Linked DNA regions of Homo sapiens: all the other regions are linked to region 1. A link is an interaction called in ENCODE POLR2A ChIA-PET data of the cell type or tissue named here. Cell type or tissue: MCF 10A. All regions are shown on one strand. Links, peaks and the distances in the headings refer to the core of each region. The heading gives the core; the rest is flanking DNA.

Region 1 (4,783 bases), core at 471-4,470:
AGGAAGGAGTAATGACCAGAAAAAAATGGGTGGGTAATACAGTATCTTTTCCAAAGTACAATAGCTTGGACTTCACAGATGGCACTGACAAAAGATCAAATGAGTAATTCTAAAGTCCAGTAGAAATGCTCATCTTTCAAGCCTGTTGACTTCTTTTTTTCTTTTTCTTCTTCTTTTCTTGAGAGGGAGTCTTGCTCTGTTGCCCAGGCTGGGAGTGCAGTGGTGCGATGTTGGCTCACTGCAACCTCCGCTTCCCAGGTTCAAGTGATTCTTGTGCCTCAGCCTCCTGAGTAGTTGGGATTACAGGTGTGCGCCACCATGTCTGGCTAATTTTTGTATTTTTAGTAGAGATGGGGTTTCACCATGTTGGCCAGGCTGGTCTTGAACTCCTGACCTCAAGTGATCTGCCTGCCTGGGCCTCCCAAAGTGCTAGGATTACAGGCATGAGCCACCAGGCCCGGCCAAACCTGCTGATTTTTTCTGCATAATCTATAAAGAAGGAGTGAATATCCACCATTGTCACTCCTCTTTCACAAAATGGATCCCAAGTTAAGTAAGATGGAACAACAAAAAATTGTGAGCATCCAGCCCCAAAATGCATATAATAATTTGTATCTAATTTCTATAAACGTTCCATGGTACTACATTATAAAAAAACACAAAAAATAGAAAGTAAAAAAGAATACGAAAAACTAAATAGAAATACATGTTCTATATTTCCTTCCCATACCCTAATGACTCATTTCATGTACTCACTTTGGAGATCACAAGTCTAGACGATAACATTCAGAAAATCATGTGTAGTAATTCCACAGTCAGTAAACTTAGCAGCTCTAGTCCTAGCTAGCCATATCTTGCAAATACACAAGGAGCTGCAAACAAAAATTACTGGCAAGAGAGTGTTGAAAGATTAACAAATTTTCTCAATTTAAAAAAAAAAGTCAAAGAACATGTCTTTTATTCTATGTACTACGGTCAAAAGAAACTGCACTAAATCATTTGTGATAAAGTTTATAGTTAGCATACTTTATTTTATATAAATCTAGATATCAGTTTTTAAGATAATATATAACAAATATTTTAAATCAGCAATTATATAAAGGAGTATCTTTTTCAAGATCAAAATAATGGTATTTAAGAGTTGCTATGACTGGACTCGTTTCTACTCCTCTAGCAATATTTCCCATTGCTCCTAATAAGTAGTGTTGCCAGACTTTTTCTCAAAAATGTCTCATGCTTTCTTTCTGCTTCTGCTCCTCTGTACTTGCTGGGGTCTTCACCCTTTTCTCTTCCTCTTTACATTCTACCCATTCTTTAAAGGCCTTGTGAAGGCCTTTAAGTGACCTCCTCTTTTCTATTACCTATGTGTCTCATGGCCACTCCCTCAGCTGTTTCACAGAGCTTTATTTATACTCACTTCCTTTAAAGTATTTATTATAGTCTTTCTCTTGGTATAGCTGTCTCTCAACTGTAAACTTCTTAAGAACAGGGATATTGTCTTCTTGGGTTTATATATTCTCCATAGCAACTAGCACTGTCTTTAACATTGTTATTGCTCGATAAATTTATATTGATTAAAATGAATACTCAGAAGTGCATGTGAACATTTAAAATAGAAATACAAATGAAGTGAGCTACAAAAGTTTTTTTGTACAAGGGTATATTTCAAATATAATTTGTTATGGGAGGTGGGAAGAAAAGTGAAGGAGGAAGAGAACCATGAAATAAATTCTTAAGCGCACTAAGCCTATCTGGCACTGTGAATAGGGACTATTTCCTAAACCAATCCAAGAAACTTTAAACCTTCGCGGGGCAGGGGGGGAGGGGGAGAGGGGGCGGTTTCTTTGAGAAATTAGTTTCATCTGCACATTTACTAGTTAAAAATCCTACTTGAAAGAAAACAAATGGCCCAAATGAATACAAACCTTTCCCTCCCATAAAATAATAATTTTAAAAAATAGAGGTTTTTTTTGGTGGGGGGAAGGGACGTTAGGAAATGTAATTTTCTCGTTGCTTACCTGATGTTACTCCTGGGTTATGGCTGGACGCAGGCTGTAGCTTGTGCTGTATTTTAGAAGGACACCTGTTCTCCCCACCCCACCCCCGTCCTAGTAGGTGAAAAACTTAGCCACGCAGAGAGCACAAACTTCCTGATCCTTCGATGCAGAGAAGGAATAACACATCAGCTTCCTCAGGATCACTAGGCAACCTACCTTGGTGTTTCTTCATTGCGCCAATCAGAAATCACCAAGGTTGAGTCCCGCCAATCGGAGCTCACAGGGGGAGGCTCTCCCCCAGCTATTCTGTTGCGATCCAGACAAACACCACCAAAAGGAGGCAGGTTTGCGTTCAACCTGACAGCTGGTCAATCCAATGAAGGAACCTTGGTGGAAGAGAGGAAAGAGGGCTGCGCTCCCCACCCCCATTAAACCAGCCAATCAAAGCGCTGAGTGAGCTAACATGGGCTGCCAATCTCGAAAGGTTTCTGTGGGTTAATTTCAGCGTAGCAGGTGTGTTGCTGTAGTAGCGTATACTGGGACAATTAAGTGAGATGTGTTGGGATCCAAGCAATACAGCTAAAAATAAATAAATATTTTTACATTGGTTGTTTCTGACAGTCAGTTTATCCTTGACTTGACTGTTCCAGAAAAACATGATCTGGGTCAGTTTGTGTACGTTTATATGGTTTACCTTAAACAGGATGAATACATTTCTACCATCGCATATGTACCAGCATTCCCTATAGCGCTTATTACTGACAAACCCATGGATGTGTATGTTTTTGGAATATGGCTGCTGAAACTACAAGCGGCAAACAGACCAAGTTTTAAGTCTTCCTTTTTCTAAAGCAAAGAAAGCAGGCAAGGCTGGAACTAGCTCCCAGGTTTCTCATTAAAAGCACAGCATTTTTCATACTACCACTCAAAAATTCTAGAAAGTGTGCTCAACTCTTCTTGCAAAGTAATAGCTACCGAAATCATCTAAAAATTAGTATTCCCTATCCCCCCATCCTCCTACCAGCCTTTCAAATGAATGAAGCCATATTTCCTGCTACTTAAATAAAAATTAGAAGCGATAAAAGGGCCTACGTACTGAACAATATTTTATTTATGCTGCAAAAAATGCCATACTTTAAAAATCAGTCTTTTTGTCCTGTAAAAAAAAGCATAGTAAAGGTAAAGCACCAATTCTTAAATTGTACATTATATATTAAAATGTTAATACATTATGTCAAAATATTGAAGAACATTGTTTTAATAACAGCACAATGACAAAAGAGCCAGTTAAATGGTATAATTTTAACATAAGTAAAAAGTGAATCCATACCAAATTTTAATACCAAAGTAAACATTACTGTTTAGAAAAATGGCATTAGAGGGCCTTAACAGTTAGTATATATTTAAAGGAAATATTAAGTAGGTAATGAACAAAATCAATTTTGAAATTTTACTTATTACCGAATCAATTATGACATTTGTACTTTTGCTTTTATTCAAAAGTTCTATTGGATTTATCTCAAGATTAAGGACCACAATATGACAGTCAGCCAAAAACTTAGTTTTAGTGTACAAACTGCTTTAAACTACATATACATCTTCAGAGTTAGGGAAATATAATATAGGGTCCTTCAGTTTAAATGGTGAGAAGAACTCTGCAAGCCTGCAGAACAAAAATAATTTTTATATATGTTCCTTTGGTTCACTAAACTTTCTCCTTTTTGGCACTGACTCTTGACTAGAAGAATCAAAGTGATGGAGGACCTGTCAAAAGAAAACAACTACTAAGAATAGATACTTTCCTGTTTAAATGTCTTTAATTGTAGATTTTTTCATGTATCTGAGATTTCTCTTCTTTTTAAAAAAATTTATGCCTAGCATACCTAGCATAACTATATCTGGGTTTCTTAAAAGTAGAGTAAAATTTATTATTAACATCTTCCAATGGCTGCTGAAAGTATGTACTTGCAAAATGTATAATCTTCAGTAGGGCTGCTCTAGAAGTGAGAAGATAGATTTAACATTATGTCCTCAAAATAGCCAAATATTTCAGAGCAATAAGAAGGGAAAAAAGATTTTAAAATGAACTACAAATAGAAAAACATTCTACCTTGGAATCATGTACGATTTAAATCATGTCTTGCTTTTGTACTCTTGAGACGTTAACATTTGAGTTTTAAAAATAGTCTTAGGTTTTCAGTTGTTTAATTCTAACCTACTAATAATACTAAAATATCTAGTTGGAAAAATATGAATAATTATCTCAGAAATGGCAAATACATTATCTGATTTGGTAAAATAAGGTTCTAAATATGAAACAACTATAGGGTTTAAGTCAGGAAAATATTTTTTTCTCCAGAGGTACTAGGAGGAGACCCTATATTTTTAGGGAACACATGTATTTAGTAAATTATCCTCCTTCTACTTCAGTTTTGATCTCTAGAAAGCTCAGATCAAATTTGTGGCCCAATTTCAGTTCTATATAAACAAAATGGCCTTAGTATTCTTGTACTGTCACTTTCTCATTCTATATTCTCTTATATTTTTCCTGGCACTGATTTTTTTTTTTTTTAAAGACGGAGTCTTGGTCTGTCGCCAGGCTGTAGTACAGTGGCGCGATCTTGGCTCACTGCAACCTCCACCTCCCAGGTTCAAGCGATTCTCCTGCCTCACCCTCCCGAGTAGCTGGGACTACAGGCGTGCGCCACCACGCCCAGCTATTTTTTTTTTTTTTTGTATTTTTGGTAGAGACAGGGTTTCACCATGTTGGCCAGGAGGGTCTCGAT
Region 2 (4,682 bases), core at 1-4,000, 120 kb after region 1:
CCCATATATACCTACAATGTTTCATGGTCCTCAAATATGAGGACATTTCTCCTCTCCTCCACTCTCTTCAGAATTTCTTTCCAAAAACAAGCCATACTATCCAAGGCAAACAGTGGATGTCAGGTTCTTCTAACCTGCCTCTTGATCTCAGCACAAATCAACACTATACAATTTCAGGTCAGGAGACATAAGGAAAGGTGTTTTAACTTCACCCAGCCTCAAATTTTCAGACAGTCCTAAAAGCCTTGGAGATTCATTCCATTTCTTCTATAAATGTTACCTTAGAGAGGCAACAGAGCAGGGGAACAGCCAGAAGGGAAAGGGGGTACATGTCAGGGGTGAGGGAAGGGAAGGGAGAGGAACTTTTATTCTGTTTACAGAAAGATTTGCTTTTTAAAAACAAACAGTGATTTTTTCTCCCCCACCCCTTATCCTCACCCCAATAGTTCTATTCTGAAAAGGGGGGAAACATAGTTAGATCAGGGAATTCTTCATTGTTGTAGCTGTTGCTCTGATCTCCCAGCATGGACAGCATCTCCTGATAAAAGAAAAAGATTAAGTTTGGGTCACACACCTTGATCTCTTACACTTACCAAGTTCTACTCCACCATTCCCCTGCACTACCATCCCTGACCCCGAGTCTTTGCTGTGCTGAGCTCTTAGCCTTCCTTACTTCCAACAACTTTGACTCCTTTAGATCGCAGCCTTTTTTCCTAATCCCTTCTGTCTTCCTCCTACAGTTCCACCTTTTTCCTTTTCCTAGTTCTCAATATTTTCAAAGGGAGAAAAATCTGCTTGCTGTATTTCATATAACCCCCTATAGACATATATGGAGTCTCTTATCCTATTTGTTTTCCACCAAGACCTGTTTTGCTTTCTTTCAATCTTTGCTTTAAACCAGCTCTTCCTTTGTCCTGCCTAAGATTACTCCATTCACTCTTGCAGTCCCTCAGGACTTGTGTAAATAGACCATTATGGCTATAATCATTATGTTCTATTTCATTTACTTTTTATAATTTTTTAAATGGAACACTTCATGAATTTGTGTGTCATCCTTACGCAGGGGCCATGCTAATCTTCTCTATATTCATTCCAATTTTAGTATATATGCTGCTGAAGCGAGCACTACTTTTTATTTTTAATCATTCTGTCTCTTTTAAACCCAAAGCTACTGTGACTTGGGTATATGGAGCTATTTGAATGAGCTAAAGTAACTTTCTTTGGCATCTTCCTATGGTGCTAAATTTGTCTGTTCTGGTTAAATGGTATGTATCACACTCAATTCATACTCCTTTTTTGTTTGTTTGACAGGGACAGGATCAGGCTAGTTGCTCAGCCTGGCTTTGAACTCATGGCCTCAAGTGATCCCCTGCTTCAGCCTTCTAAGGGGCTGACATCATATACACAAGCACCACTGCATCTAGCTTCTGCAATCTTTTCAATAACTGACAGTGATCCCTACATTTATCCCTCTCTGTCTTCTCACATATACCCCCAACCAAACACCTCAATCCAGGCATGCTTCCTTCACTGTCTCTCCTCCTCCTGGACCCTTTCTCTCCCAGCTTCTAATTTTTGAAAGTCTTTTCACTCTCTTACCTGGAAGACCTCAGGCTGGCCAGGTTGCTGTGCTGGCGGTTGTTGAACATGTTGCTCACTAGAACTTGAACGATGATGAGGCTGCTGGCCCTGCCACTGTGGCCAGACACCCACACCCTCTGCTGTCCGTGTCTGGAATTGTCCTGCAGTCTGTCCAGTCTCAGGAGCTAGAAATACAGCAAGGAAGAATAAACAACTCCAATCTACACAATTCCATTGTGTACTAATGCCACAAGTAAACAACTATAGGTAAGCCATTAATTTTACCTAGGATAACTCTGTCCTTCTCTCTGCCAATCAATGCCTTTTCTATCTCAAAACTCAGCCCTAAATTAATTCTTCTTCTCCAGGCAGCCTTTCCATAGAGTTCTTTACTCATTTAGGTTAAATGTGCATACTATTAAATGTATAAAAATTCACATGATTTTTGTTATATGTGCTAAAGTATTTTTCATGTGGGTAGTTTTTTTTTTTTATTTTTTATTTTTTTGAGACGGAGTTTCACTCTTGTTGCCCAGGCTGGAGTGCAAAGGCGCGATCTCAGCTCACCGCAACCTCTGCCTCCTGGGTTCAAGCGATTCTCCTGCCTCAGCCGCCCGAGTAGCTGGAATTACAGGCATGCGGTACCACACCCGGTAGAGACAGGGTTTCTCCATGTTGGTCAGGCTGGGGTTGAACTCCCAACCTCAAGTGATCCGCCTGCCTCAGCCTCCCAAAGTGCTGGTATTACAGGCGTGAGCCACCGCACCCAGCTGGTAGGTTTTAAATTCTAAATAGATTGTCACCTTGCATTTCCCTACAATCAGGTCAGTGTACCCACAACACAGGCAAACAACTTTAACTACCAAATCCTTTCTCTTTAGTGGTGCGATTTTCCTGTTACTCTCCTTATGGTCTGGACTCACCAAAGTTAGATCCACGATTGGTGAGACTAGGGTAGGCAGCAGCACCAGGCGATGCAGTTGGGGCACCAGGGAGGGACATGGAGCTGAAGGAGGATGGAGTCTGAAAGCTGCCCACACCAAACTGGGAAGTACGAGTCTTAGCAGTAGCCTGGGTAGCCACCTGCTAAAGAGAGATGGAGAGGGGATATAGAACAAATACAGCATTAACATCATTGCACATACCATGCCTATGAGAGTCAACACTGTCAATCACTGCATCCTTCTGAACCAAGCTCATCACTTATTTCCTATTGTATATTTCTTCCAATTAACTCTCAATCTCTCTTGACACTATTTTTTAGGCAGCTGAGATAAAATTACAAAAAAGCAATGAACTATGGGATTAATAAAAATTGTAAGAATTAAATGAAAGCATCTTATAAACTGTGAAGTTATATAAAACTAGAGGCATTCATAACAGTAAAGTATTATATGCAGGCCAGGCGGGGTGGCTCATGGCTCATGCCTATAATCCCAGCACTTTGGGAGGCCAAGGCAGGCAGACCACCTGAGGTGAGGAGTTCCAGACCAGCCGGGCCAACATGGTGAAATCCCCGTCTCTACTAAAAATACAAAAATTAGCTGGGCATGGTGGCACGTGCCTGTAATCCCAGCAACCCAGGAGGCTGAGGCAGGAGAATCACTTGAACCCGGGAGACAGAGGTTGCAGTGAGCCAAGATCGCGCCACTGCACTCTAGCCTGGGCAACAGCGAGACTCTGTCTCAAAAAAACAAACAACAAAAAAAGTACCATATGCAGAGAAAAACTACTCTGCACCATTATTCTGTCTGTTCTGCATTCATTTGTTCCTAATGATGTATTTTTTATAAAAACTATTTTCTCATGAGAGTTCTGTATATGCATTATAGAATATTCAGAAAGTGAAGGAAAATATAAAGAAAATAAGAATCATTCATAATTCCATGGTTAACATGTTTGGATAATTTCTTCCAGTTTCTATTTTCTCATGCATTTTGTACACAATTGAGATCGTATTGCATATAACATTCTGGAACCTGCTTTTGGTTTTGACTTTTTAAAACTATTACTTGTATAACATAAATATATAGTAATATTAAAGAATCTTTCTTTAGACAGTGTATTTATTGTGCGTTATATTATATATATGAATATTATAAAAGAATTTTTCGGCTGGATGCGGTGGCTCATGCCTGTAATCCCAGCACTTTGGGAGGCCGAGGAGGGCGGATCACGAGGTCAAGAGATCAAGACCATCTTGGCTAACACGGTGAAATGCCGTCTCTACTAAAAATACAAAAAATTAGCCAGGCGTGGTGGCGAGCACCCTGTAGTCCCAGCTACTCGGGAGGCTGAGGCAGGAGAATGGCATGAACCCAGGAAGCGGAGCTTGCAGTGAGCCGAGATCGCGCCACTGCACTCCAGAGCCTGGGCAACAAAGTGACAGTCTGTCTCAAGAAAAAAAAAAAAAAAGAATTTTTCAGCCAGGCGCGGTGGCTCACGCCTGTAATCCCAGCACTTTGGGAGGCTGAGGTGGGCGGATCACAAGGTCAGGAGGTTGAGACCATCCTGGCTAACATGGTGAAACCCCATCTCTACTAAAAATACAAAAAAAAAAAATTAGGCGCAGTGGCGGGCGCCTGTACAAGTCCCAGCTACTTGGAAGGCTGAGGCAGGAGAATGGCGTGAACCCGGGAGGCAGAGCTTGCAGTGAGCCAAGATCGCACCACTGCACTCTAGCCTGGGCGACAGAGCAAGACTCTGTCTCAAAAAAAAAAAAAAAAAGAATTTTTCAACTTTTTTGTAAACAGACATCACTGTAAGTTAGTCATTAATTTTCTCCTTTGCTCCTGCCTTATGGAGTCCTAAACAAAGAGGAAACATCTTAGAATTTACTCCAAAACAAATCTGAAAATCAGACGTGCTCAAAACGTTCCAAGTGAGCAATTCTGATTTAAGGTGAAAACCACAGACTCTACTGAGATTTTTTTTTATTATCTGTGATTTTTAATTAGCTACTCTCAACAAAGATGGAAATTGGAAACCGGAGAACAGGGGTTGGGGAGAAGGTATTTAAAATAGAAAACACTGATTTTACATACGGAAAAAAGCCCAAACAAACAAAAAATAATACACAGGGAACACACAGATGATAAGTT
Region 3 (4,783 bases), core at 315-4,314, 84 kb before region 1:
GAGACACAGGAGATGTTTAAGAACAGTACTGGTAGGTGGGAAGTGGCATTTTGGAGCAGGAGTGAGAAGCATGAAAATGTAGCAAGAATAGAAAAGGGTGGGAAAACAGCAAATTAAGAGGAAGAAAAATGCAGGTCCTAGCAAGAATTGCTACTCACCACTGCCAGAGTCTGGGCCATGTTCTAGGTGTGTATTTAAACAAATCTCCATAGCAACCATCTGGTTTCTGTTTTTCTATGACAACACGGGCTTGCATTTCTAAATACAAGCACTGGTGAGGACAAGTGTGGGCTGGGGAAGGGAAGTGGGACCGCTGAGTCAAGGGGAAATTGCGCAAAAAAGGCAAAGGTTCTCTTGGTATGCCCTCATCTATCCCCTCCCAGCACACCCTCAAGGAAGGGGTCTTTCCTTGACTCACAGCAGTCATTGTTAAGAGCTGAGCCTTGTATGCACTTTGTCTTTTGTTTTGGAGACAGAGTCTGGCTCTGTCACCCAGGCTGGAGTGCGGTGGTGTAATCTTTGCTTACTTAAACCTCTTCCTCCGAAGTTCAAGCAATTCTCTTGCCTCAGCCTCCCGAGTAGCTGGGACTACAGGCGCCTGCCACCACTCAGTTAATTTTTAATTTTTTTGTAGAGACAAGGTCTCACTACATCGCCCAGCCTGGTCTCAAACTCCTGGGCTGAAGAATTCCTCGTGCCTCGGCCTCTCAAAATGCTGGCATTACAGGTGTGAGCCACTGTGGCCAGCCCATGATATCTTATTTTTACCAATTATGTAAATTCCTATCTAATTAGGGTATACCCTTGGTGCAAGAGGGGGAAGGGTAGATGCTTTTGCTTCTCATTTTCAACCCAGGTGGCACTTTTGGAGATACTGAGGGTAGAGAGAGGTTGGAGGATCTCATCTGATAAAGGTGTGGTAGCCCCAGAAAGAAAGGTGAGAAAAAGGCAGCTAGGCATGGAGATGCAGGAATAAGAATAGATACTGCCATGAGGACTAAGTGGGCCCAGACCTGAGTTAAAACAGCCCCCCATCCCCGCTTTTTTTTTTTTTTTTTTTGAAATGGAGCCTCTCTCTGTCACGCAGGCTGGAGTGCAGTGGCGCGATCTCGGCTCACTGCAAGCTCCACCTCCCGGGGTTCATGCCATTCTCCTGCCTCAGCCTCCCGAGTAGCTGGGACTACAGACGCATGCCACCATGCCCAGCTAATTTTTGTATTTTTAGTAGAGATGGGGTTTCACTGTGTTAACCAGGATGGTCTCGATCTCCTGACCTCGTGATCCTCCCGCCTCGGCCTCCCAAAGTGCTGGGATTACAACAAGAGCCCCTTTCTTAAGCATAGTGATTCTCAACCAGGCAACCAGGCAACTCCAGGGGGCATTTGGCAATGTCTGGGGACTTTTCTGATTATTCTGACTAAGCAACTAATGGGTAGAGGACAAAGATGCTGTTAAACATCCTGAAATGCACAGGACAGTCCCTGCAACAAAGAATTACTTGGCCCAAAATGTCAGCAGTTCCAAGATTGAAAAACCTGAGTAAAGAGATGCTGGTCCTACAGGAAACGTCTCCTTTGTCCATTGCAGGAGCACCAGTGTGACAGATAAAACCATTTGAGGGGGGCCGGGCATGGTGGCTCACGCCTGTAATCCCAACACTTTGGGAGGCCAAGGTGGGTGGATCACCTGAGATCAGGAGTTCGAGACCAGCCTGGCCAACATGATGAAACCCCATCTCTACTAAAAATACAAAAAATTAGCTGGGTGTGATGGCTACCTGGGAGGCTGCGGCAGGAGAATCGCTTGAATCTAGGAGGTGGAGGTTGCAGTGAGCCGAGATTGCGCCATTGCTCTCCAGCCTGGGAAACAAGAGCAACACTCTGTCTAAAACAAACAAACAAAAAACTATTTGAGGGGGATATACCAGAGATGCCTGCTTGTTCCCCTGGGCCCTGAGTCCCTCTCAGACTTTCAGACCAAGTATTTTTAGTTTACTTCTGACAAAAATAAATTCAAGCCAGAATCCAAATTTGCTGTGAAATCAGCTGGTTCTAGAGAATAGGGTATTTTCCTATACCCTTCTTGGTATAGGCAAAACTGCCCCACAGAGGCTGTGCAATCAGGCAAAGGCATGCTCCTCTTGGCCTTAGTTTCACCATTTGTAAAACGAGTACACTGAACTCAATGATCTCGAATGTCCCTTTAGTTCCAAAACTCTGTACTTTTGGACATTTAAGAAATATCCTGGGCTGTACAGTTTGGGTCTGTAAAAAAGGAAATGACTCAAATGCAATAGAGGAAGCCTAAGGATGACTCAGACTTCCCTAATCATAAACGACACTTCAGACATGGACCTTAACGTCAAACCAGGATTCATGATCACTAAATGACTTTCCTTTTGTACGTGTGAGCAGGTGGCGTTCACCAGGGGTGAGACTTTATTGACAGTAAGTTGCCTCTGCCAAAAAACGCCCTCATATGTCTGCTGATGTTTGAATTTCTCCTATGCAGAGTTTTGTCTCCAGTTAAAAATGTAAATACTGTTGTTTCTTGTTGGAGCTCAGAGGAAAAAAAGATAACTACTCTAGGATATGTATCAATTTGATGCTACTTTATTTTATTTATTGAGACAGGGTCTTGCTCTGTTGCCCAGGCTGGAGTGCAGCAGTGCAATCACAGCTCACTGCAGCCTCAACCTCCTGTGCCCAATCGATGCTCCCACCTCAGCCTGCCATTGCTGGAACTACAGGCACATGACAACACGCCTGGCTATTTTTTTTTAATTTTTCAGACAGGGTCTCCTTACATTGCCCAGGCTGGTCTCAAACTCCTGTACTCAAGTGATCCTCCCCCTTCAGCCTCCCAAAGTGATGGCATTACAGATGTGAGCCACCTCACCCCAGCAAGTTGATTTTTAACAAAAGATAACAGCAAAACCCCAGATAAATTAGCAAACTACCTTCACAGCTCGATGTGAGAACTCTCTTAGTTTTATTTATTTATACACAGAGTCTCATTCTGTTGCCCAGGCTGGAGTGCAGTGGTGCAAACACAGCTCACTGCAGCCTTCACCTTCTGGACTCAGGCTATCCTCCAGCCTCAGCCTCCCACGTAGCTGGGGCCACAGGTGCATGCCATCATGCATGGCTAATTTTTTAATTTTTTTGTAGAGATGGGGGTCTCATTTTGTTGCCCAGGGTGGTCTCGAACTCCTGGGCACAAGCCATCTTCCCCTCCCAAAGTGCTGGGATTACAGGCATGAGCCACCACCTGGCTCCAATCTAAAATTTTATATTCTTGCTACAATGTTTTGAACTTCCAGGTTAATCATTTCTGCTTCTAAATCATCTGCTCTTTGACCTTATAAAGAGTTCTCTTAAAAATAAATAAATAATAGAGAAAGAAACAAAGAATTCTCTTGACCAGAGGTTTTTTTTTTTTTTTTTTTTTTTTTTTTTTTTTTTGAGACAGGGTTTTGCTCGTTGCCCAGGCTGGAGTGCAATGGCGCAATCTTGCCTCACTGCAACCTCTGCCTCCCGGGTTCAAGAGATTCTCCTGCCTCAGCCTCCCTGGTAGCTGGGATTACAGGCGCACGCCACCACACCCAGCTAATTTTTTGTATTTTTAGTAGAGACGGAGTTTCACTATGTTGGCCAGGCTGGTCTCAAACTCCTGACCTGACCTCATGATCCACCCACCCCAGCCTCCCAAAGTGCTAGGATTACAGGTGTGGGCCACCGCGCCTGGCTTGACCAGTTTATCACAACTTCCTTAGCCTATTTTCTTATCTAGCTATAATCAGAGAGATTCTTTAATCTTTCACCAGCACTTTCATCCCCTTGCTTCCTTCTTAGTATACTTTATCTGTCTACAAATCCTGACTCAGGATCTAAACAATAATGTCGTCCCTGCTCTTGTACCCAGGGAGCTAGGTGCTTCTAGAGAAAATAGCACAAAGATATGGATTGGTACCATTACATGTTCATGGTACCAATCTGTTAGAACCTCAACATTGCTTGCTTCCTAACCACCCCTCCCCACCTTTTTTAAGAGATGGGGTTTGGTTATGTTGCCCAGGCTGGAGTGCAGTGGCTAGTCACAAGCACGATAATTGTGCACTGCAGTCTCGTCCTGGGCTCGAGATCTTCCTACCTCACCGTCCCAAGTAGCTGGGACTATAGGCGTGTGCCACCATGCCTGGCTTTTATTTTTTGTACAGATGAGTTCTTACCATGTTGTCCAGGCTGGTCTGGAACTCCTGGACTCAAGCAATCCTCCTGCCTCAGCCTCCCAAACTGTCGGGATTATAGGCGCCTGAGTCATTGGGCTCCGCCCCTCCTCTCTTCTATGTCCTTTTATGGCTATACTTTTTACACTCCCACCTCTCTAACATCCTACTTTACAAGTCTGACTAAAGCTGTCAGACAACGACTCCTATAAATTACTTAGCCCCAGTCAAAAACAATCAGCTGGGAGTTTACTGTTATATTTTCGCCTTGAGTCTCCAGCAGGATGAGGCATATATAGTCCTACTTGAGACCACTTTCTCACTCAGTTGGCTTCCCAAGTAGACTAACCCCACCACCTAGTAGAGTGGCTGGCACACGGTAAGTGCTCAGCAAACGTCTGCAGAAGTAGACCATGTAACTAAACCACATCCACCTGTGCTCATTTCACCTCCTTTCTCTTCAGAACCCTGCTTTTTGGTTATTATCATTCTCTACTGAGCTCCAGCTTTTACTTATTCCTTTCACTCTTTCAATAAATATGCCTGAATTATTCC
Region 4 (4,423 bases), core at 1-4,000, 130 kb before region 1:
TTGAGACAGAGTCTCGCTTGGTCACCCAGGCTGGAGTGCAGTGGTGCAATTTCGGATCACTGCAACCTCCTGGCTTCAAGTGATTCTCCTGCCTCAGCCTCCTGAGTAGCTGGGACTACAGGCACGCACCATCATGCCTGGCTAATTTTTGTATTTTTAATAGAGAAGGGGTTTCGCCATGTTGGCCAGGCTGGTCTTGAGCTCCTGGCCTCAAGTGATCTGCCTGCCTTGGCCTCCCAAAGTGCTGGGATTACAGGCATGAGCCACTGTGCCCAGCCCAAACCTTGAATAGTTTTAAGTGTTCTTGCTGTTTTTTTTCAAATGTCTTTCAGGACTTTTCAGCTAAAATTCTGTTTAAACTTTTTCAGACTTTCAAGAAATTAGAAATGCTTTCAAATTCATGATAGTTTTGTGTCATTTATACCCAATCCAGACTTATTTAGACCAAACAGCCTTTTTTTCCTACCAGTGTTTTCCAATTTTTATCTTAAGAGGCAGGGTCTTGCTATGTTGCCCATGCTGGAGGGCGGTGGCTATTCACAGGTGCAATTCTACTACTGATGAGCACAGGAGTTTTGACCAGCTCTATTTCCAACGTAGGCAGGTTCACCCCTCCTTAGGCAACCTGGTGGTCCCCCACTCCCAAGAAGTCACCATATTGATGCGGAACTTAGCATGAACACCAGATCAACATAGCGCACTATAGCCCTGAACTCCAGGGCTCAAGTGATTCTTCTGCCTTAGCCTCCAGAATATCTGGGACTACAAGCGCGTGCAACTGCGCCTGGCCAATTTTCCTGGGTCCAGGAAATGACAGTATTCCTGGTCTTTGTTTAAGGTACACTGTCTTGCAAACATAGGCTTATGTATAATGGTAAGCCACAAGCATTTACTAAGTTTTTTTTTGAGACATAGTCTCACTGGCCCAGGCTGGAGTGCAGTGGCACGATCTAGGATCACTGCAACCTCTGCATCCCAGGTTCAAGCAATTCTCATGCCTCAGCCTCCTAAGTAGCTGGGACCACAGGTGCACACCACCACCCCCATTTTTAGTAGAGAGAGTTTTGCCATGTTGGTCAGGCTGGTCTCAAACTCCTGACCTCAGGTGATCCACCCGCCTTGGCCTCTCAAAGTGCTGGGATTACAGGCATGAGCCACCGCGACTGGTCAAATTTTTCTTTCATACAGTAGCACTGATACATCTTTCATGGTTCATGATGGGGAAAGGAAGATACAGCGACTTCCATCCTGTTTCATACCTGACCCCAACTACCCAGCTTTGAAGTGGGGCAAGGGGCAAGGAAGCAGGTAGCCCAGCACTCCTCCCCGCCATCACCAGGCTCCTCTGCAGAGCTGTTGTTCCTTAAAGCTGACAACAAGCCACCTCATTTCAAAACACACACACACAACCTCATTTTGACACAAAGTTGTTTCCCTCTTTCTGTTTCTCTGCTTTGCCTCATGAGGGATTTCTGAGAAATGAAAAAAAGTCACCTCCCACAGCCGCAGCCTGCAGTTTTGTTTTTTGGTTTTGTTTTTACAGATGAAGAAGAGGGGGGTGGAGGAAAGGAGTATACCGCTTAAGCATCTAGTATTAATCCAAAACTCTGCAAAGTAAGAGAAATGCTCTTCCCATAGCCCTTCACCTGAGGTGTGTGCCCCACTTTCCTTAGATTTGGGCTCTCATGCAAAAGGAAATAAACAAGGTATCCTCCCCTCAGGAAAGTTCAGTAACAAAGCAGTGAAACCGAACAGCTGCTCCCTTGCAGCAGGCCAGCTGTCTCCCCTCCCCCCATTTCCACCAAGGGCCGGAGACGGTGGGAACTGCTCCAGGCAACCTAAAGGATGGCGTTGTGAGCTGAGAAAGGCAGGCCTGATAGATCTGGGCATAGGAGCTTCAGGAATAAAATGCATGTGAATGCGGTGTTTCCCAGGGAGAATTAACCGCATTCTCGCCTTCAAATCTGAATACCTGAGAGTCATAACCAGCCCAGTAGGGTAGACTATGAAATGTATAGCAAAATTTTCAAAACCAGCTCCTCCTACCAGACAAGAAAATTAACATTTTTTAGGGCACAGAACTGAAAGCATTTTTACTGAAATCTAATCCAGGATGAAACCTAACAGTTAAACATTCTTTTCCTTCTCTGCTTCTTTGGCTCTCTATCCCAGCACACCTTGTCCCAGGCTAACTTGAGTAAACATACACATGTGACCACATGAGGGCGGGAAGAACACCAAGTGGGGGTGGTGAAATTCTGAATGGAATGCAGCCCCAGCTAGTTAGGGGGCCCCGGGCTGAGACCTCTGGCACTGGCAGTAGACTTATACAGGCAAAGAAGCCAAAACAATGAGCTCATGGGCAAGAATGCAGCCTGTGGGGAAGTCTGGGCAGCTAGAGCAAACTGGTTTTTTGAATCAGGATGGGAATAGCAATAGTTGAGTCTCCCACGGGAACAGGATCAGGGAGAGTGGAAGCCACCATTCAGTATCTTAGGGTTCCAGTTAAATAACTTTTGGAAGCTCTTATTAAAATTCTGTTCTGCAGACAGCATAGTGCTCTTAGGCAAAACCTTGGTTCCTTTCCCTGACTATGTAAAACCTAGAGGGTGAAGGACCAGTGAGGCTCCAGTGACCTACCTTAGGTGATGCTCTTAAAAGAGCAACTTTATTCAAACCAGGCCTGCCAATGCCAACTCCTTCAGTCTAGATCCAAAGATGGCTATGATCCTGAGATTGTGTGTTTAGGGTCACCACTTTAACATGATACAGGAAGCAATTGAGTCTTTTCTACTTCCTAAACACAGTCCATCCAGTTGTGTGTCATTTATACCCAGTCCAGACTTATTTAGACCAAAGAGCCTTTTTTTCCTATCAGTGTTTTCCAAATTTTATCTTAAGAGGCAGGGTCTTGTTATGTTGCCCATGCTGGAGAGCAGTGGCTATTCACAGGTGCAATTCTACTACTGAGGAGCACAGGAGTTTTAACCAGCTCTATTTCCAACCTAGGCAGGTTCACCCCTACTTGGGCAACCTGATGGTCCCCCACTCCCAGGAAGTCACCATATTGATGCAGAACTTAGCGTGAACACCAGATCAACGTAGCACACTATAGCCCTGAACTCCGGGGCTCAAGTGATTCTTCTGCCTTAGCCTCCAGAATATCTGGGACTATAGGTACGTACAACTGTGCCTGGCCAAATTTTTTTTTTTTTTTTTTTTGAGATGGAGTCTCGCTCTGTCACCCAGGCTGGAGTGCAGTGGCGTGATCATGACTCACTGCAGCCTCTGCCTCCCGGGTTCAAGTGATTCTGGTGCCTCAGCCTCCCGAGTAGCTGGGACTACAGGAATAAGCCACCACGCCCAGCTAATTTTTTTGTATTTTTAGTAGAGATGGGGTTTCGCCATGTTGGCCAGGCTATCCTCGAACTCCTGACCTCAGGTGATCTGCTTGCCTCGGCCTCCCAAAGTGCTGGGATTACAGGCATGAGCCGCCACGCCTGGCTCTAATATTTTTATATAAGGCCTGAGATGGGAAAAACTGAAGTCATACAGTATTCACTGACCAAGAGCGGCGAGCAGAGAAAGAAGGCAGGGAAGGAAGATGGAATAAGAAAATTACCTACACAGTCCATCCCTGCTTCTCCCATCTCCATACACCCAGAGGGTCTTTCCCAATTCCATGCTTTGGTACGTGTTTCTTACTCATCTTTTTTTTTGAGTCTCGTTCTGTTGCCCAGGCTGGAGTGCAGTGGCATGATCTCGGATCACTGCAGCCTCCACCTCCCGGGCTCAAGTGATTCTCCGGCCTCAGCCCCCCAAGAAGCTAGGATTACAGGTGTGCACCATCACGCTCATCAAATTTTTGTGTTTTTAGTAGAGATGGGGTTTTACCATGTTGGCCACACTGGTGACCTCGGGTGATCTACCCACCTCAGCCTCTCCAAGTGCTGGGATTACAGGTATGAGCCACCGTGCCCAGCCTCGTTACTCATGTTTTAAGGTCCAACCTCACATTTCTTATGAAGCCTTCTTTACCACCCTCTACGTCTAGAAGTTGTCACCCTGCTTTTTCCCAACCCTACAATGCTTTGTACAGTGCCTTCTAATTATTTCTGTCCATGTCTATGACTCTTACTAGATTGTAAACTTTGTGTGTGTGTGTGTTTCTTTTTTTGTTAAGATAGGGTCTCACTCTGTTGCCTGGGCTGGAGTGCAGTGGCACAATTTCAGCTCACTGCAACCTCGACTTCGTAAGCTCAAGCGTTTCTCCCACCTCAGCCTCCCCAGTGGCTGGGACCACAGGCACGTGCTACTATGCCAAGCTAATTTTTTTTATGTTTTATAGAGATGGAGTTTCACCATATTGCCTGGGCTGGTCTCAAACTCCTGGGTTTAAGCAATCTGCCTGCCTTAGCCTCCC
Region 5 (4,783 bases), core at 485-4,484, 140 kb before region 1:
GTGAGAACAACTTCCATGAGGGGCCCGGCTAGGATTCCTCGTCCGGGCCTGGTACCCGGGGACATTCCCAACCACCCAGGATTCGGACCCAGGATGCGTCCCTCCCTGCCCCCCTACTGTCCCTTGTGCCAGTCACCAGCAGGCCCCTCACACAGGCCGCTCTCCTCCTCCGCAGTGCTCAGCCGAGTGTGGGACGGGAATCCAGCGGCGCTCTGTGGTCTGCCTTGGGAGTGGGGCAGCCCTCGGGCCAGGCCAGGGGGAAGCAGGAGCAGGAACTGGGCAGAGCTGTCCAACAGGAAGCCGGCCCCCTGACATGCGCGCCTGCAGCCTGGGGCCCTGTGAGAGAACTTGGCGCTGGTACACAGGGCCCTGGGGTGAGGTAAGCTGAGCGCCTGCTGAGAGCAGGAAGGGGGTGCCAGTCCCAGTGGGATTCCTTGTGGGCACTTGGGGTGCTCTCTGTCCTCCCCTCCCCTCATCACCCTGCCCTCCCCCTACACTAGTGCTCCTCCGAATGTGGCTCTGGCACACAGCGTAGAGACATCATCTGTGTATCCAAACTGGGGACGGAGTTCAACGTGACTTCTCCGAGCAACTGTTCTCACCTCCCCAGGCCCCCTGCCCTGCAGCCCTGTCAAGGGCAGGCCTGCCAGGACCGATGGTTTTCCACGCCCTGGAGCCCAGTGAGTGTCTGGCTGCGCTGTCCTGCCCTGCTCAGCCTGGGCCCCTAGGGGAGGGGAGCTCCTCTCGCTGTACCCCCTCCAGGTCTCTCTGTGCCCCAGAATAAGCCCAGCCAAGCGTTACCACTGTCCTACTTCTTATAGACTTGGAGGAAAGATGGGCCCTCTCCATTTGGGATTTCACAATGTCCTAGGAGGGTCCCCACCACCACCTTTTGGGGAGAGAGGTGGCAGCCAGGGGTTAAGGAGAATCCCGGGCCTGGCAAAGGTCTGATATGATGGCTGGGGTCGCCCCAGTGTTCTCGCTCCTGCCAAGGGGGAACGCAGACACGGGAGGTCCAGTGCCTGAGCACCAACCAGACCCTCAGCACCCGATGCCCTCCTCAACTGCGGCCCTCCAGGAAGCGCCCCTGTAACAGCCAACCCTGCAGCCAGCGCCCTGGTAAAGAGCCCCCTCTCCCCAATCCCCAATACAGTGGATTAGCTGAAGTATGGGAGGAGATGAGAAAGGACCAGTGGGAATGGGCAGCACACCCATTCCCAGACGGGTGGGTCCTGGTGACTCTCTTGTGCCCACTGGCCTCCTCTGTCCCCAGATGATCAATGCAAGGACAGCTCTCCACATTGCCCCCTGGTGGTACAGGCCCGGCTCTGCGTCTACCCCTACTACACAGCCACCTGTTGCCGCTCTTGCGCACATGTCCTGGAGCGGTCTCCCCAGGATCCCTCCTGAAAGGGGTCCGGGGCACCTTCACGGTTTTCTGTGCCACCATCGGTCACCCATTGATCGGCCCACTCTGAACCCCCTGGCTCTCCAGCCTGTCCCAGTCTCAGCAGGGATGTCCTCCAGGTGACAGAGGGTGGCAAGGTGACTGACACAAAGTGACTTTCAGGGCTGTGGTCAGGCCCATGTGGTGGTGTGATGGGTGTGTGCACATATGCCTCAGGTGTGCTTTTGGGACTGCATGGATATGTGTGTGCTCAAACGTGTATCACTTTTCAAAAAGAGGTTACACAGACTGAGAAGGACAAGACCTGTTTCCTTGAGACTTTCCTAGGTGGAAAGGAAAGCAAGTCTGCAGTTCCTTGCTAATCTGAGCTACTTAGAGTGTGGTCTCCCCACCAACTCCAGTTTTGTGCCCTAAGCCTCATTTCTCATGTTCAGACCTCACATCTTCTAAGCCGCCCTGTGTCTCTGACCCCTTCTCATTTGCCTAGTATCTCTGCCCCTGCCTCCCTAATTAGCTAGGGCTGGGGTCAGCCACTGCCAATCCTGCCTTACTCAGGAAGGCAGGAGGAAAGAGACTGCCTCTCCAGAGCAAGGCCCAGCTGGGCAGAGGGTGAAAAAGAGAAATGTGAGCATCCGCTCCCCCACCACCCCGCCCAGCCCCTAGCCCCACTCCCTGCCTCCTGAAATGGTTCCCACCCAGAACTAATTTATTTTTTATTAAAGATGGTCATGACAAATGAGAAATGAGCTCTTCCTTGTCGGCTATGGACCCCTCAGCAGTGTGAAGGCAGAAGGTAGGGTGGGCAGGGGAACAGCATTAGAGCCCAGGAGAGTTTGGGTCAGAGAATCCCCGCCAGCCCCAGGCCCTGCAGGCTGGTCATGGGCCACTAGAGGTCACCAGTTCTCCCATTTGAGGTGTGGGGCGCTGGGTTCCAGAGCTGAAGGAAGGGCTGCGCGGCCGCGGTGCGCTTTTTGGTGGGTCGAGTCTCTCTGGGAAGTCTCCGGGTATCTGCGCCTTTCCGCTGGGGCCTGAGCGAAGGGCAGTTGGCTTGTCGAAGCTCTTTTTTCCTGTTCCCTTTCTCTAGCCCTGCCTTCTGTCTCCCTTTCTGCCGTACGCATATCCCTACGCTCTGGGGCTTCTTCTGGGGTGGGGAAAGGGAAGGGATTCCTGCCCCGAGCCCTTCCCCTGGAGGAGGAGGAGCCCGGCCCGGCTCCAGGGCCCTGGGCGGGGCTGAGGGAGGAGCGGGGCAGCACTGGATGTCCTGCCAAAGCCACATTCCTCAGAGATGGCTCAGCCTGGCCTCCTTCCTCCTCCTACTCGCTTCTCTCAAGGTAGAGAACTTGCTAGAGGCGGCCTGAGAGGGGCAGGCCTTTGCCATCACATCCTCTCCCAGACCCCTGCCATTCGGAGACTGAGGCCGAGTCTCTCCTGGAAGCCGGGCTGCCCAGGAGGGGCGGTGCCGCAGGAGCGCCCCCGCTCGCGACTCCACAAGCCCAGCTGAGCACGGCCGGGAATACGGGGCCTGCGGAAACAGTGAACTCAGTGGCTGCTGTTTTCTGAGCACCTGAACCCTGTGGGGGACGACAGAGTTGCCCGAGGCGGCAGGATGTCCCCACACTCGCGGTCCCCCGCACATCTTCCTGTTGCTTTGGGACTCGGGCTTTCTCTGGGTTGAAAGTGGCTGAGAAGGAAGAATTTGGACATCTTAAGAGGAGAGCGAGTGGGGAAGGAGGCAAAAGGGAATGGAGAAGGAAGATAAAACTGACGTCAGCCCAGGGCAGGGAGCGAGGAAAGGGGGCCACAAGGAAAGCCCAGTTCCAACGTCTCTGCTGAGCCTAAAGAGGCCTCAGCAGGGAATCACAGATGTGGGGGGCCAGGGAAACGGGATCCGAGCCCGCCCAGTAGGTATAGAAGGCCGAAGGCAGAGTCCTGAGACCCAGGGAGGGGTGGGGTGGAGGCTGGGGCCCTCCCAGCGATTCCTGGAAGCCCAGAGCTGGGCGGTGCCGGCTCAGCTGACTTCCCCGAAGCTCCCCTCCCTCTGCTCAGGGCTGTTGCTGGGCAGGTTTGGCGTTTGCCCTGAGCCTGAGAACCAATCGCAGGTGGAGGTGCGGTCGCAGCCCCTCGCAGGGCTCCCCGGCTTCAGCACCCCCTTTCTCTTTCTGCCCGCCCATGAGCTCCCTCTCGGCCTCCAGCCTCTGACCTCTCAGGAGGTGGGCTCTCCTCTGGGGGTCTGCTCCCTTTCCCCTCTTATTTTAGAGCTAGGACTCAGTGCAGCCCCTAAGGATTCCTTCCTCTGGTCACTGAGGTCATTATGGGGTCAATGCGGAAGTTCTCAGGAAAGGGAACCCGACCCCAAGCAATCCCTTTTCTTGGCCCCGTAGAGGGGAGTAGTGTGGCCAGACACCTGTTCGCTGACCTCTGAAACCCTCTGGGGGGACTTGGGAGAGCAGAAGCTGCAGCCTGAGGGCAGAGGAATGTGGGGAGGGCCCCTGGGTTTGGTGCACTAGTGGGAATTTAGGGAAGGACTCAGAGGAACTGGACCCCTGAGAATTGAGATGAGGGTGGGGTGGTGATAGGAACAAACTTGATATGCACAAGAGAGATCAAGCATGCAAAAGGCCTGCAAATTGTTGAGGATGCCTCCTTTCTGAGGGTGTGCTGGGGGAGGGGGTTGTGGTTTGAGTATCAGTGACACTAGGGGTGATCTGTGCTCTCACAAGTTCAGCTGGGTCAGGATTCCTCTCCCCTCCCCCTCCCAGCTTCCCCAGGGTAAATACCCACCCAATTTAAGTTGCAGCTTTTGGACTAAATTTAGCTCCTGGACTTCCCCAACCCCCAGGCCTCCCTGTAAGCAGGTGCTCACAGCTGCAGCATGGGTCTGGTGGAGAGTTTGAACCTTCTCCTCACCTCCACTCATCCAGATTCCACCTTTCTGGTAACTAGGAGTGAAGCAGAGCACAGGAATCCAGTGGCTGGCCCAGGGCATAAGTGTCTCAGCCTTAAGCCACCTTCTCCCAGGAAACCTGTAAGAGAAGAGCTCTGGTGGGAGACTCTAGATGGACATGGAGGGTGGTGGGGTGTAGAGAGAACAAGATGCCAGGAGAGCCTCCCTCCAGATTCTCTCCAGCCAGACCCTCTCTCATTCCTTGCTCTCCCCTTGTCCCCAGGTTTACAAATAGAGACTTCATGTTAGCATCTTCCCCACCAGAGTAAACTGACCCAGGAAGCCCTCTCCTCTCTTTGAACCATGGAGAATCATGCTACCGTAGAAATTATGGTTTGGGGAGGTGTGTGTTTCAAGTAGAGGTGGTTTGCCACAGGTAGGTGATGAAGAGCTGTCAGCTTTAAAGGGCAGAGACACCGTCTAAAGGAAGT
Region 6 (4,783 bases), core at 400-4,399, 120 kb after region 1:
AGGAGACAGATGGGAGGATTGCTTGAGCCTGGGAGGCGGAGGTTGCAGTGAGCTGAGATAGCGCCACCGCACTCCAGCCTGGGTGACAGAGTGAGACACTGTCTCAATGAAACAAACAAACAAACAAATCCCTAAAAGCTAATTAAAATTAATCATGGTAGGGAAAATGATACATAAACATGGAGAAAGCAATTATTTCCAGAAACTCGAGTCCTTCAAACAACTTAAATTTTTAAAAATTTAAACAAAATGGAAACACAAAAATGAAGGCTGTTGTGTAATATAAAGATGCAAAGAGACAAAAATAAAGAACTACAATGACCATGACCATCCACTTGAGTCCTAAGTTAATAAAAATTTCTAACTCAATCCACTCTGTTATACTAAGTTAGTTAGCAAAGAATTAAACTTTACAAGTTCTAAAGACTGAATTGGACAAAACTTGTCACTAGGTATTATTCATATTTGCTAAGTAGTCATAATCTGATCTTCAAGAGGTGGATTCAAGGCCAATTCTACAGAAAGAAAAGATTAAATGGCAAGGTGGTAACCTGACAATTGATACCTACTAGATGGCTACAATAAAAAAAAAAAGGCAATAACAAGTGTTAACAAGGATGTGGAGGAATCAGAGCTCCTGGGAATGCAAAATGATGGGGCAGCTTTGGAAAACAGTTTGGCAGTTCCTCAAAAGGTAAAACAGAGTTACTATGTGGCCAGCAATTCCACTCCTGGGTGGAATTCAAGAGAATAAAAACATATATCCACATAAAAACTAGTAAACAAATATTCATGAAAGCATTTTTTCAGTTCCTTATCCCTATTTTACATATGGAAGCATTTTTGATAACCAAGAAGTAGAAACAACCAAATGTCCATTAACGAACATACAGACAGTATGTGGTATATCCATACAATGAAATCTTATTTGGCAATAAAAAGAAATGAAGTACTGATACATGCTACAACATGTATCAGTACAGATAACCTCTGTAAACATTATACTAAGTAAAATAGGCCAGTTACAAAGGAATTACAAAGTCTATGATTCCATTTATACGAAAAGTCTAGAATAGACAAATTTATAAAGACAACAGATTCATAGTTATACAGAATTTCAGAGCCGGGGGAAAGAACAGGGAATGACTGTTAACTGATCTAGAATTTCTTTTGGGGGAATGAAAATATTCTGAAATTAGACTGCAGTAAGAGTTACATAACTATGTGATATACTAAAAAACACTGTATACTTTAAATGAGTGAGGTATATGGTATGTGAAATATATCTCATAAAACTTTTTAAAAAAGAAACTGAGAAAGAAAACTCAAATAGAAAAGTGCAAAAGAGAGGAACAGTAACTAATGAAAGAGGAGGATGTAGCTATGCTCTAAAGAAAACTGACCAAATCAGGCCCACTGCCTGTTTTTCTAAATAAAGATTTACTGGAACACAGCCCCATTCTTTCATTTGTCTATGACTGTTTTCATGCTACAGCAGAGTTGAGTAGGTGGAATAAAGACCACATGGCCCACAAAGCCTAAAATATTTACTATCTAGCCCCACTTATAGAAAGAGCTTGCCTACCCCTGCTCCAGAGGAAAATCCTGCCAGACTAGAGCAATAAACTGGTGTACAAAACATAGTCCTTTCCAGAAAGAGTTGATACATAGAATTGAAACTAAACCCTTCCATCTCAGGACCTAGTCTCTGAATTATTGTTTGTAAAATCTTACTCTGGCCAGGTGCAGTGGCTTACGCCTGTGATCCTAGCACTTTGGGAGGACGATGGACTGCTTGTGCCCAGGAGTTTAAGACCAGACTCTGCAACATGGAAAAATCCCATCTCTACAAAAAATACAAAAATTAGCCAGGCGTCTTGGTAGATGTCTGTAGTCCCAGCTACTCAGGGGACTGAGGTGGGAGGATCACTTGAGCCTGGGAGGTTCAAGCTGCAGTGAGCCATGATCACACCACTGCATTCCAGCCTGGGTGCCAGAGCGAGACCCTGTCTGAAAAAACAAAACAAAACAAAACAAAACAAAAAAACCTTACTCTACTCTGATCAACTATCCCAAATCCTATAAGCTGGAAAATGAAGAACTTCAAACTAATGGTGTTTAATACTAGAAAAGTAGAGGAGAAAGGGATAGCTTGATAAGACTAAGAAGAGTTGGTACATTAGAAATCCCAACATTGGAAAATGCCTATGTGATATTATGAAATACAACTGATTGCTCAACATGGAGGCTAGGGGCACTGACCCCTGTGCCATCGAAAATTCGACTGTAAACTTCTGACTCTCCCAAAACGTTACTACTAATAGCCTACTGTTGGCCAGAAGCCTTACCAATAACATAAGCAGTTGAACACGTTTTGTATGTTGTACGTATTATGTACTGTATTCTTACAATAAAGCTAAAGAGAAAATGTTATTAAGAAAATCATAAGGAAGAGAAAATGCATTTACAGCACTGTACTGTATTTATCGTTATCATAAGCTTATATCATCTTACAAGATGACTTACAAGATGAGTCATCTATATGAAGTGGCAAGCAACCACAGCTGCAGACTTCATTCTATAGTACATATCAAGCAATTCACCTTTTTCTTATAATGTCATGACTTTTCCCTGCTTCTTGGGAAGACTTCCAGCATCACTAGTGGCACTTCATACTGTTCCCAAATGTTATTCAAGGTTTCAGTATTGCACTCAACACGATGAAAAATATGCAAGAACCATGAGATTTCACTGTTTACTGCAATATGCAATTTACTGGAGTGAATTGCTCATGAAGAGATGATTAGCATCACACAGCATTTTAAGCAAACTGGCAACAATTGAGCAATAGGTGGCTACCAAATTATTACAACAGTACAGTATATACTATAGTTAACTTTACGCGGTTATGATTTAAAACTGCATCTTTACATTTGTTTACATTTCTCTCAACTACAAATGGTGCCATTGTACAAACGGTGTGTATGTATACGTTGTGATACATTTTTATTTTTATTTTTTTTGAGATGGAGTCTCCCTCTGTCACCCAGGCTGGAGTGCAGTGGTGCGATCTCAGCTCACTGCAACCTCCACCTCCCAGGTTCAAGTGATTCTCATACCTTAACCTCCCAAGTAGCTGGGACTATAGGCGTGTGCCACCATGCCCAGCTAATTTTTGTATTTTCTTTTTTTTTTTTTTTTTTTTTTCAGTAGAGACAGGGTTTCACCATGTTGGCCAGGCTGGTCTCGAACTCCTGACCTCAAGTGATCTGCTCAACTTGGTATCCCAACTTGGTATCCCAAAGTGATAAAGTGATGGGATTACAGGTGTGAGCCACTGCACCTGTCCAGCATTTTTACTTTTTATAATAGATTTGTATATGTTGTATGGTAGTAAATGATAAAATAGACTAGAATTTATATATATTTAATACATTCATGTATGACATGGCTAACTTTTTCTAATTTTTTCAATATATCCAGGCTATGTAGCTTATTTTTGGGTTTTTCAAATTGTCACAAATATCAAAAGAATTTTCTAATATATTTACTGAAAAAAATCCATGTATAAGTGGACCTGGATTTTTACCAATTAAAATCTTTGGAATCTTCAGTGTGATAAGTGTCTTTTTGTCTGCTAATGAGTTGACTGAGGGCTGGCAACCCCTAGGTAGCTTCAAGATGGGGGCTCATCTCTGGAAAGATCAAGGTAAAATTAGAGGGCTGGGACTTTTAGCCCTAACCCTCAACCTCATGGAGGGGAGCCGGTACCTAAGGTTAAGTTGATTACCAATGGCCAATGATTTAATCACTCATGGCTACATAATGAAATTTCCATTAAAACCCAAAAGGACTGGGTTTGAGGAGCTTCTTGATAGGTAAACACATGGAGATCCCCGGAGGGTAGCCCACCCAGAAAGGGTCTGAAAGCTCTGCACTCCTTCCTCCTTACCTTGCCCTATCTATCTCTTCATCTGATGTACAAAGTATCCTTTGTAATATCCTTTATAATAAACTGGTAAACATAGGTAAATGTTCCCTGAGCCATTCAAGCAAATTGACTGAACCCAAGTAGGGGGTCATGGGAGACAGCTGGTCAGTCAGATGCACAGGTAAAACAACCTGGGGCTTGCAACTGGCATCAGAAGTGGGAGCAGTCTTGTGGTACTGCATACACAAATTGGGGGATCTGATGCTATCTCCAAGTAGATAGTGAACTGAATTGAATGGAAGGACACCCAGCTGGTGTCCACTACTGATTGCTTGATTTCTTTTTTCTTTTTCTTTTTTTGAAATGGAGTCTCGCTCTGTAGCCCAGGCTGGAGTGCAGTGGCATGATCCCAGCTCACTGCAACCTCCACCTCTCAGGTTCAAGTGATTCTCCTGTCTCAGCCTCCAGAGTAGCTGGGACTACAGGCACATGCCACCACGCCCGGCTAAATTTTTGTGTTGTTGCTTGATTGTTTACCCCCCACATAGGGCATCAGAAGTGTTTTCTGTTGTGAGAACAGAGGAAAAACAGTTTTTTCACACTCCTGTATAATACATACTTCACATTGGTGTTGGTACAGATGATGTACTCAATTTCATCTGAGTAAGGGTTCTGGAAAGTAAAGGAGCTGGTTCTCATCCAGAGCCATTCTTGGTTCTTAGACCGGAACCGGAACATGACAGACAGCACTTGGCCTTTTAATTTCACTACCTGAAAAAGTTTTCATGCCATCAGTGGAACTCATAGAAAATTTTCATTACAAAAATAAATAAAAATTTTCCAATTTCTATA

What was found. Peaks named below come from ENCODE experiments on the same cell type or tissue, not always from the same donor. Only the 100,000 strongest peaks of a DNase experiment are listed, where the experiment ranks them.
Region 2: POLR2A ChIA-PET joins it to region 1 with 16 read pairs; 9 of 35 experiments call an interaction of 5 or more read pairs at or near these places.
Region 3: POLR2A ChIA-PET joins it to region 1 with 10 read pairs; 22 of 35 experiments call an interaction of 5 or more read pairs at or near these places.
Region 4: POLR2A ChIA-PET joins it to region 1 with 26 read pairs; 30 of 35 experiments call an interaction of 5 or more read pairs at or near these places.
Region 5: POLR2A ChIA-PET joins it to region 1 with 80 read pairs; 30 of 35 experiments call an interaction of 5 or more read pairs at or near these places.
Region 6: POLR2A ChIA-PET joins it to region 1 with 11 read pairs; 9 of 35 experiments call an interaction of 5 or more read pairs at or near these places.

What each region holds. Positions count from the first base shown.
Region 1 is chr1:150,694,974-150,699,756 of GRCh38, forward strand. GOLPH3L (golgi phosphoprotein 3 like) reads right to left here and starts at 2,181. Exons shown (of 5, transcript NM_018178.6): 1 at 2,019-2,181. It overlaps HORMAD1 (HORMA domain containing 1), which reads right to left. Exons shown (of 15, transcript NM_032132.5): 15 at 3,087-3,761. The coding sequence ends at 3,681. In MCF 10A, for the core only: no CTCF peak of the experiment used is centred there; a DNase peak (open chromatin) is centred at 2,338.
Region 2 is chr1:150,811,573-150,816,254 of GRCh38, forward strand. ARNT (aryl hydrocarbon receptor nuclear translocator) reads right to left here. Exons shown (of 22, transcript NM_001668.4): 20 at 2,505-2,667; 21 at 1,600-1,766; 22 at 1-538. The coding sequence ends at 449. It also overlaps the pseudogene RNU6-1309P. Among named protein-coding and RNA genes, the nearest start is that of CTSK, 5.7 kb to the left of the region's middle. In MCF 10A, for the core only: a CTCF peak has its summit at 1,727; a DNase peak (open chromatin) is centred at 1,709.
Region 3 is chr1:150,611,375-150,616,157 of GRCh38, forward strand. No RefSeq gene overlaps it. Among named protein-coding and RNA genes, the nearest start is that of ENSA, 16 kb to the right of the region's middle. RefSeq lists an enhancer at 119-413. In MCF 10A, for the core only: no CTCF peak of the experiment used is centred there; DNase peaks (open chromatin) are centred at 317, 1,907 and 2,357.
Region 4 is chr1:150,566,072-150,570,494 of GRCh38, forward strand. All of the region lies in intron 2 of ADAMTSL4-AS1 (ADAMTSL4 antisense RNA 1), which reads right to left. It also overlaps the pseudogene RN7SL473P and the pseudogene RN7SL600P. Among named protein-coding and RNA genes, the nearest start is that of ADAMTSL4-AS1, 6.3 kb to the right of the region's middle. RefSeq lists enhancers at 1,027-1,737, 1,247-1,636, 1,738-2,449. In MCF 10A, for the core only: a CTCF peak has its summit at 2,155; DNase peaks (open chromatin) are centred at 1,820, 2,330, 3,400, 3,690 and 1 weaker place.
Region 5 is chr1:150,558,787-150,563,569 of GRCh38, forward strand. It overlaps ADAMTSL4 (ADAMTS like 4), which reads left to right. Exons shown (of 19, transcript NM_019032.6): 16 at 176-379; 17 at 501-680; 18 at 975-1,119; 19 at 1,274-2,147. The coding sequence ends at 1,410. It overlaps ADAMTSL4-AS1 (ADAMTSL4 antisense RNA 1), which reads right to left. Exons shown (of 4, transcript NR_104133.1): 3 at 4,316-4,431; 4 at 2,109-2,436. Among named protein-coding and RNA genes, the nearest start is that of ADAMTSL4-AS2, 3.5 kb to the left of the region's middle. RefSeq lists enhancers at 1,052-1,221, 2,021-2,210, 3,001-3,180, 3,007-3,858, 3,859-4,712 and 2 more. In MCF 10A, for the core only: CTCF peaks have their summits at 1,311 (motif pointing left) and 2,292 (motif pointing right); DNase peaks (open chromatin) are centred at 1,305, 2,365, 2,725, 3,395 and 1 weaker place.
Region 6 is chr1:150,818,644-150,823,426 of GRCh38, forward strand. ARNT (aryl hydrocarbon receptor nuclear translocator) reads right to left here. Exons shown (of 22, transcript NM_001668.4): 14 at 4,551-4,702. Among named protein-coding and RNA genes, the nearest start is that of CTSK, 13 kb to the left of the region's middle. In MCF 10A, for the core only: no CTCF peak of the experiment used is centred there; a DNase peak (open chromatin) is centred at 2,278.